Linked DNA regions of Homo sapiens: region 2 is linked to region 1. The links are chromatin loops, found by intact Hi-C in ENCODE. Cell type or tissue: OCI-LY7. All regions are shown on one strand. Links, peaks and the distances in the headings refer to the core of each region. The heading gives the core; the rest is flanking DNA.

Region 1 (2,913 bases), core at 298-2,797:
GTGACACCAAGAACCCTCCTGGGCTAAGCCCCAACTTGGGCGCTCGCCTGTGCTGCATCCATTTGATTTCTGCCTGCCTTAGGTTTTCACTCCAAATGGATTGTGGCTAAGACACCAAGTCTATCATTATGTTCCACTGCAAATCTGAGGCTACACAAAGAAACAGTGAATACATGTACGTGTGTGTGTGTGTGTGTGTGTGTGTGCGTGTGTGTGTGATTTATTCTGAGGTATTGGCTCACACATTATGGAACCTGAGAAACTCCATGATCTGCCATCAACAAGCTGGAGACCCAGTGGTGTAATTCAGACCGAGTCCCAAGGCCTGAGAACCCAGAGAGCTAATGATATACATCCCAGGCCGAGGGTGGAGAAAATGAGTTGAGATGCCCCAGCTAAAGCAGTGAGGTAGAAAAGAGGCAAGTTCCTCCTTCCTCTGTCTTGTGTTCTGTTCAGGCCCTCAGTGGATTGAATGGCACCACCCACACTGGGGAGAGAGGTCTCCCTGACAGAGTCACTGATTCAAATACTAACCTCATTCTGAAACACCCCACAGACACATCCAAGAGTGTCCTGCGACCCACACAAATTCACATGTAAAACTAACCATCATGAGAGCAAAGAACCAAACTTGCATGACTGGAGTAGACCACGCGCATGGCCAGGCAGCAGTGGTGGAATCCCTGTGCCCGCTTTTGACATTGCTGAGTTTCTTACTGGCCTGATCCAAGCTGCACACTTGATTACAGAGCATGACCAAAAACAAAAAAATACATTTATTCACCCCCTAAGTCACATAACACAGGTGACCTAGGACAGGTGCTCCCCACCATTGAGGGCCCTGCTCTCCCACCCAACTTACTGGATTTTTGTGATTCAGAAAAGAAAAAGTGAAAGATTTGATTTTTCTGTTTACTTTGCATTTATTTGCCATGGAATAAAGGCAATATACATGTATTGATGACAGTTTGGAAAACATTAAAAATTACTTTCAAAAAGCATGGAAAATCCATCCCTAGTTTGACCATCAGTAAACAAGCACAGTTAACATCTTGGCATTCCCGCCCTTTTTCAAGGTGTGTGTGCGCTTGATGAGGGGTGTGAGGAGGGTTGCTTTTTTTGTTGTTTTTGTTTTTTTTTTTAATATAATCAAGCTCAATTTCTCTAAATCAATTTTGATTTTTTTTTAATTTAAACTCCATTCACAAGCATTTCTAAACCATTAAATATAAAATAGCACCCATCCATTTAGTCTGTTCACAACTTTGTGCTGGGCACCTACTAGTTGTCAGGCACCAGCTGGGGACACAGAGGTGAACAAGACAGAAAAGTCCCACCCGTACGTCTAGAAGTGAAGGTGGACATTAAACACTCACCATAAACCAAGGGAGGGCTGAGTCAGGGGGCCAAGAACACGGAGAATGAACGCTGAGGGCGACTGTCCCGCCTGTGCGGCTGCTGGTCACCCTCTGTGAGGTCAGCCTTTCCACTGCACTGTGCCCACTCTGCGTGTGACATGCTGCCTTGGTTTTAGAGCAAATGGAAATTTAAGTGTATTTAGTTATGAGAACTTGCAAGGTTGTTTTAAAACACCCTCTTGTGGTAACAGAAGGGGATCTAAGATGTCTCCAGAGTTTTGGTCAACAGATCAACCCATTGAAAAACCATGACGAGCCCCGCAAAAGTGCCTCCCGCTGCATCACCACTCTCCTTCAGCTCAAAGGCTGTGGCCAGAGGAGGGGGCTTGGGGTGCAGGTCCTCCCTGGGAGGGACAGCCCATATGAGGCTGCGGCACAGCCTTCAGATCACGTCCACCTCCAGCACAGAAGGCCATTGAGGTGTCCGTCAGGAAGTGCTCTGTGACTTGACGGACACATATTTGTGAATACAGAGCAATCAGGAAATATGCCCTGGCTTGAGTGCAGCCTCAATTCTGACATTTCATCCTCAGCAACACAGCTTCAGAGAGGCGGGCCTGCCTGTGTGGCAATAATAATAGTATATGATAATGCACACGCTGGGGCCTGGGCTGACATTGCAGGCTGGGCCCTGTGCTGAGAACTAAGCATTTTTCAGAGATCTAATTTAACAGGAGCAAAGGTGGCTAGCAGACCTACGGGGGCAGCTTCCCTAATCAACCTTTTCACACCCCAAAAGGTAAACACCTATGCATTAGTACAACTTAACCCAACAGCTAACTAGGACAGCATGCCCAGAGCACCTCTATTTTAAAAACAAATTGTGCATGTTAATAATTTTAAGTAAAGCTGAAATTTTTAAATTAACTTTTTAAATTTGTTTTTCGTTTCAATTGCTCTAAACCAGGCATGGGCCTGGGCATGGAATGAGCATTTCACATTTATAGACAAGTCTGAACTCGACAGTGATCTATAAATAAACTTTTTAAACTGGAGGTCCCAGCCACCTGCACAATGCAGCTGTGGCCTTATGCACAGACACTAACCCCAGCCCCCAGCTCCCAGCCCCCACCTCTTGGCAGCTAGCAGCCAACATCGTCTTCTTGGGGAAGAGACTTAGGACGCATTGGAAGATCTCCACAAGGCAGGGCACGGGGAGAAACTTGGCTAAAGAGAGAAGCAGTGGTGGTACTGGCGATGAAGAGGGCAGGCAGGTCGCCCCTCTCCTCCACAGTGTGACTCTCAGGCCTGCTATGGACAGAGGGAAGGGGCCACCTGCCTGCCAGTCAGAGTGGCTCGCCTTGCTGATCTTCAGTGCTGCTCCTTGGGTCAGCTGTAGGATGAGAATTACTCTACCTGGGCTTGAAGATACCATTCTCTTCTCCTCAGACTCATTTGTGAAGCAGAGTTTAACATGTGGCAGCTATTCCTTCTTCTTTTTTTAATTAATGGAATAACCATCATGTTTCAAAATGTTCCAAGACACAGACATGCC
Region 2 (2,913 bases), core at 113-2,612, 640 kb before region 1:
AACACAGCAAGACCCTATCTCTACTGAAAATTCAGAAGAGTTAGCCATGCATGGTGTTGTGCACCTGTAGTCCCGGCTACCCAGAAGGCTGAGGTTGGGAGGATTGCAAGAACCCAGGAGGTCAAGGCTGCAGTGAGCCATGATCATGCCACTGCAGTCAAGCCTGGGTGACAGGAGTGAGACCCTGTCTCAAAAATAAATAAATAAATAAATATTTCTTAAGATTTTTCTACATAGACAATCATGTCTTTTTGAGTGGAGTCAGTCTTACTTACTCCTTTTTGTTTGTTTTGGAGTTTTTTTGAGACAGGGTCTCACTGTGTCACCCAGGCTAGAGTGCAATGGCATGATCTTGGCTCAGTATACCCAGGCTCAAGCAATCCTCCCACCTCAGCCCTCTGAGCTCCTCGGCCTCCCAAAGTGCTGGGTTTGCAGGTTTAAGCCACTGTGCCTGGCCTACTTATTCCTTTTTAATCTCCTTTAATTTCCTTTTCTTGCCTTATTGCCCTGGCTAGAATCTCCATTTTGGTGTTGAAAGGAAGTGCTGATAACAGAATCCTCATCTTCTACTTGAACTTAAGGGGAAAGCACTCAGCCTTTACCTTTAAGTATGATGTTAGCTGACATTTTTTGTAGATCCTCTGCAGGAAAGTATTTTTTTAATTGGCTGTATGGCTGCCCAAATCTATTTGAGGCTTTTCAAGAAAAGAAAGGCGAATGGATATGGGGAAACTTCTTTATGCATTCAGCTCTTTGTCTTAGCTGTGTGATGCTTTATCAGGAAATAGTCATATCTTTTCATTCAAAGATTTAAGTATGGGATGTTGTTGATATTAAATGTGACCATGTGTGATCATCCATCTTTATAAACAGCATGCTTGGGAGGGGCAGGTTTTGCCAGGGAACTAACTCACTCTCAGTCCATTGGGAGGCAGTGTAGCCCATGGTTAGGGATGTGGGCTCAGAGGCCTGGGCACCCTGTTCCAACTCAGCTCTGCAACCTTGTCCAAGTTACTGAACATTTCTGTGTTGCAATTTCCTACCTGCAAAATGAAGATCTTAATAAAATCTACTTCCAGAGCTTCTGAAGACTTAATGAGCAAATACAATTAAGTGCTTAAAACAGAGCCTGTTTTCTGGTGCATTTTTAAGAAGGACTTAGTTGGCATAAGACTGTATTTACACATAGGTTTTCAGTAGCATGTTTATTGCCTGAAGCAAAGAACAGCCATATCATTTTTTAAATCCCCTCCTGGAACCTCGTATTAAGGTTTTTTTAAGATGAGAGAGTTGATTTCTGTTGTTTCACAATATTGTTTGTGCAATACATATATTTTAAAATCTTGTGCATTGCATAGGCAATTAGAGGGTTATAATGGTTGCCAGCAATACTCTCGAAGTTAATGCTGTCTCTGCACTTGGAGGCCGAGCCAGAATTTGACCTTCTGATGCGTTCATTTTGACCACTTGACAGCAGAATGGTGTGTAGAGCCTATACTGCTCCTAGGTCAGCCCATCTGGGCGTGAGGATCACTGTGAAGCCCGCAGTTGGCTTCAGCCTCTTATTTCCTACCAATAAACTCTAATTCAAGGGGACAGAGGCTTCTCAGTCAGTTGCTTTCCTATTCTAGGAATGCTGCCTTTCCATCAGCATGCCCCAAGACCTGGGTGCTCTTCTTCCTGCCTGGGGCGGGTCTGGAGGTGGGGCCAGGGAGCCTCTTGCCAGCAGGGGTGAGGTTACACTGAGCCTGCTCCAATGTCCTGCAACAGCACCAAGATATTGACATATAAGGAAGAGCACTTGGGAGCTGGCTGGTAGGCCTTCAAGGGGCCTTTCCTCTTCACTTGAACTTGTTGTGGTTTTTTTTCCTTTTTCCTCATACTCTGAGGGGTGCAGTTGTAGCCAGCTTTGCACAGGGCTTTCTGCAAAGTTTCCCACCTGAAGTCCCTTCTTCAGGCAGGGGTCTGCATTGCACAGCCAGTTAGTTTTCTGTCCCTGGTTTTCTTTTGATCAGGCCAGTGAAAAACTTACTCTACACATTGAGTTTAAAAAAAAAAAGCAATTAAAAAGTGCCCTTGATTCTATTTGGACACATGTGCACAGTGTTTTATTCTTCTCTGCCTCCCATGCAATGGTGGGGGATAGTCGGTGCATGATTAGGAGGTTAAACCATATTAACTGGGATTTCCTGGTGTTGTCCTTTACAGTGGAATGGGTAGAGCTTCAGCATCTCCTTCCAGAACTTCCAGAAGTGTCTGGCCAGCTCTTGTCCTCCCCCTGCCAAGATGTTCTGCTGCAGGCTGTTCCCTGAGAGTTGCATGCATCTGCCACACCCTTTCAGTTGTAATTGTGACACCAGTGCAGAGAGATATCAATTCAGGGAGCAAAGCAGACATTATCCTTTCCCTCGATTGTCATGAGATGCCCCAGTTAGGTGTGGATCCCGAGGCACCCATGACATTGTCCTCCAAACTGTGCCTGCGGCCCCAGGTGATGTTGCTAAATTATACATGGGTAGAGGCTTTCAGCAGCGCTGTTTTTCCACCGGAGCACAAAGCACTGTGTTACAGCAGGGATTTTACATGTGGATCTCCAGGCCCCGCAGAAACCGCAGAGCTGCAGGGAAGCAAGTAACTATTTAACTGAGAGGGCACGTCAGGGTGTGAGTTAAATACAAATGAGAAGCAGATACATTGAGTGTAACTTTCTATTTGAGTTATTTCCTTGAGCACAAAAAAAAAAATGCTAAAAGTTTAAGTATTAAACCCATGTGGTTTTCGAAACAAAGAAAGTCAAGAAGGAACAAAGAAAAGTTTTACGGGCCACATTTAACTCTCCTGTCTGGTCAGATAAGAATCTGAGACCTTCAGCTCCTCCTAAATGATGGTAATTACTAGTTTTGTGATTCGGTA

What was found. A loop is a pair of places that touch in the nucleus more often than their neighbours do. Peaks named below come from ENCODE experiments on the same cell type or tissue, not always from the same donor. Only the 100,000 strongest peaks of a DNase experiment are listed, where the experiment ranks them.
Region 2: a loop joins it to region 1, with 2.7 times the contacts of the local background. A loop is called at or near these places in 2 of 110 quality-filtered maps.

What each region holds. Positions count from the first base shown.
Region 1 is chr2:111,668,465-111,671,377 of GRCh38, forward strand. No RefSeq gene overlaps it. Among named protein-coding and RNA genes, the nearest start is that of MIR4771-2, 100 kb to the right of the region's middle. In OCI-LY7, for the core only: a CTCF peak has its summit at 1,614 (motif pointing left); DNase peaks (open chromatin) are centred at 1,607, 2,017 and 2,447; H3K4me3 peaks cover 1,803 bases; H3K27ac peaks cover 2,399 bases.
Region 2 is chr2:111,027,999-111,030,911 of GRCh38, forward strand. The region is part of intron 14 of ACOXL (acyl-CoA oxidase like); the gene reads left to right. Among named protein-coding and RNA genes, the nearest start is that of ACOXL-AS1, 86 kb to the right of the region's middle. In OCI-LY7, for the core only: CTCF peaks have their summits at 916 and 1,119; a DNase peak (open chromatin) is centred at 923.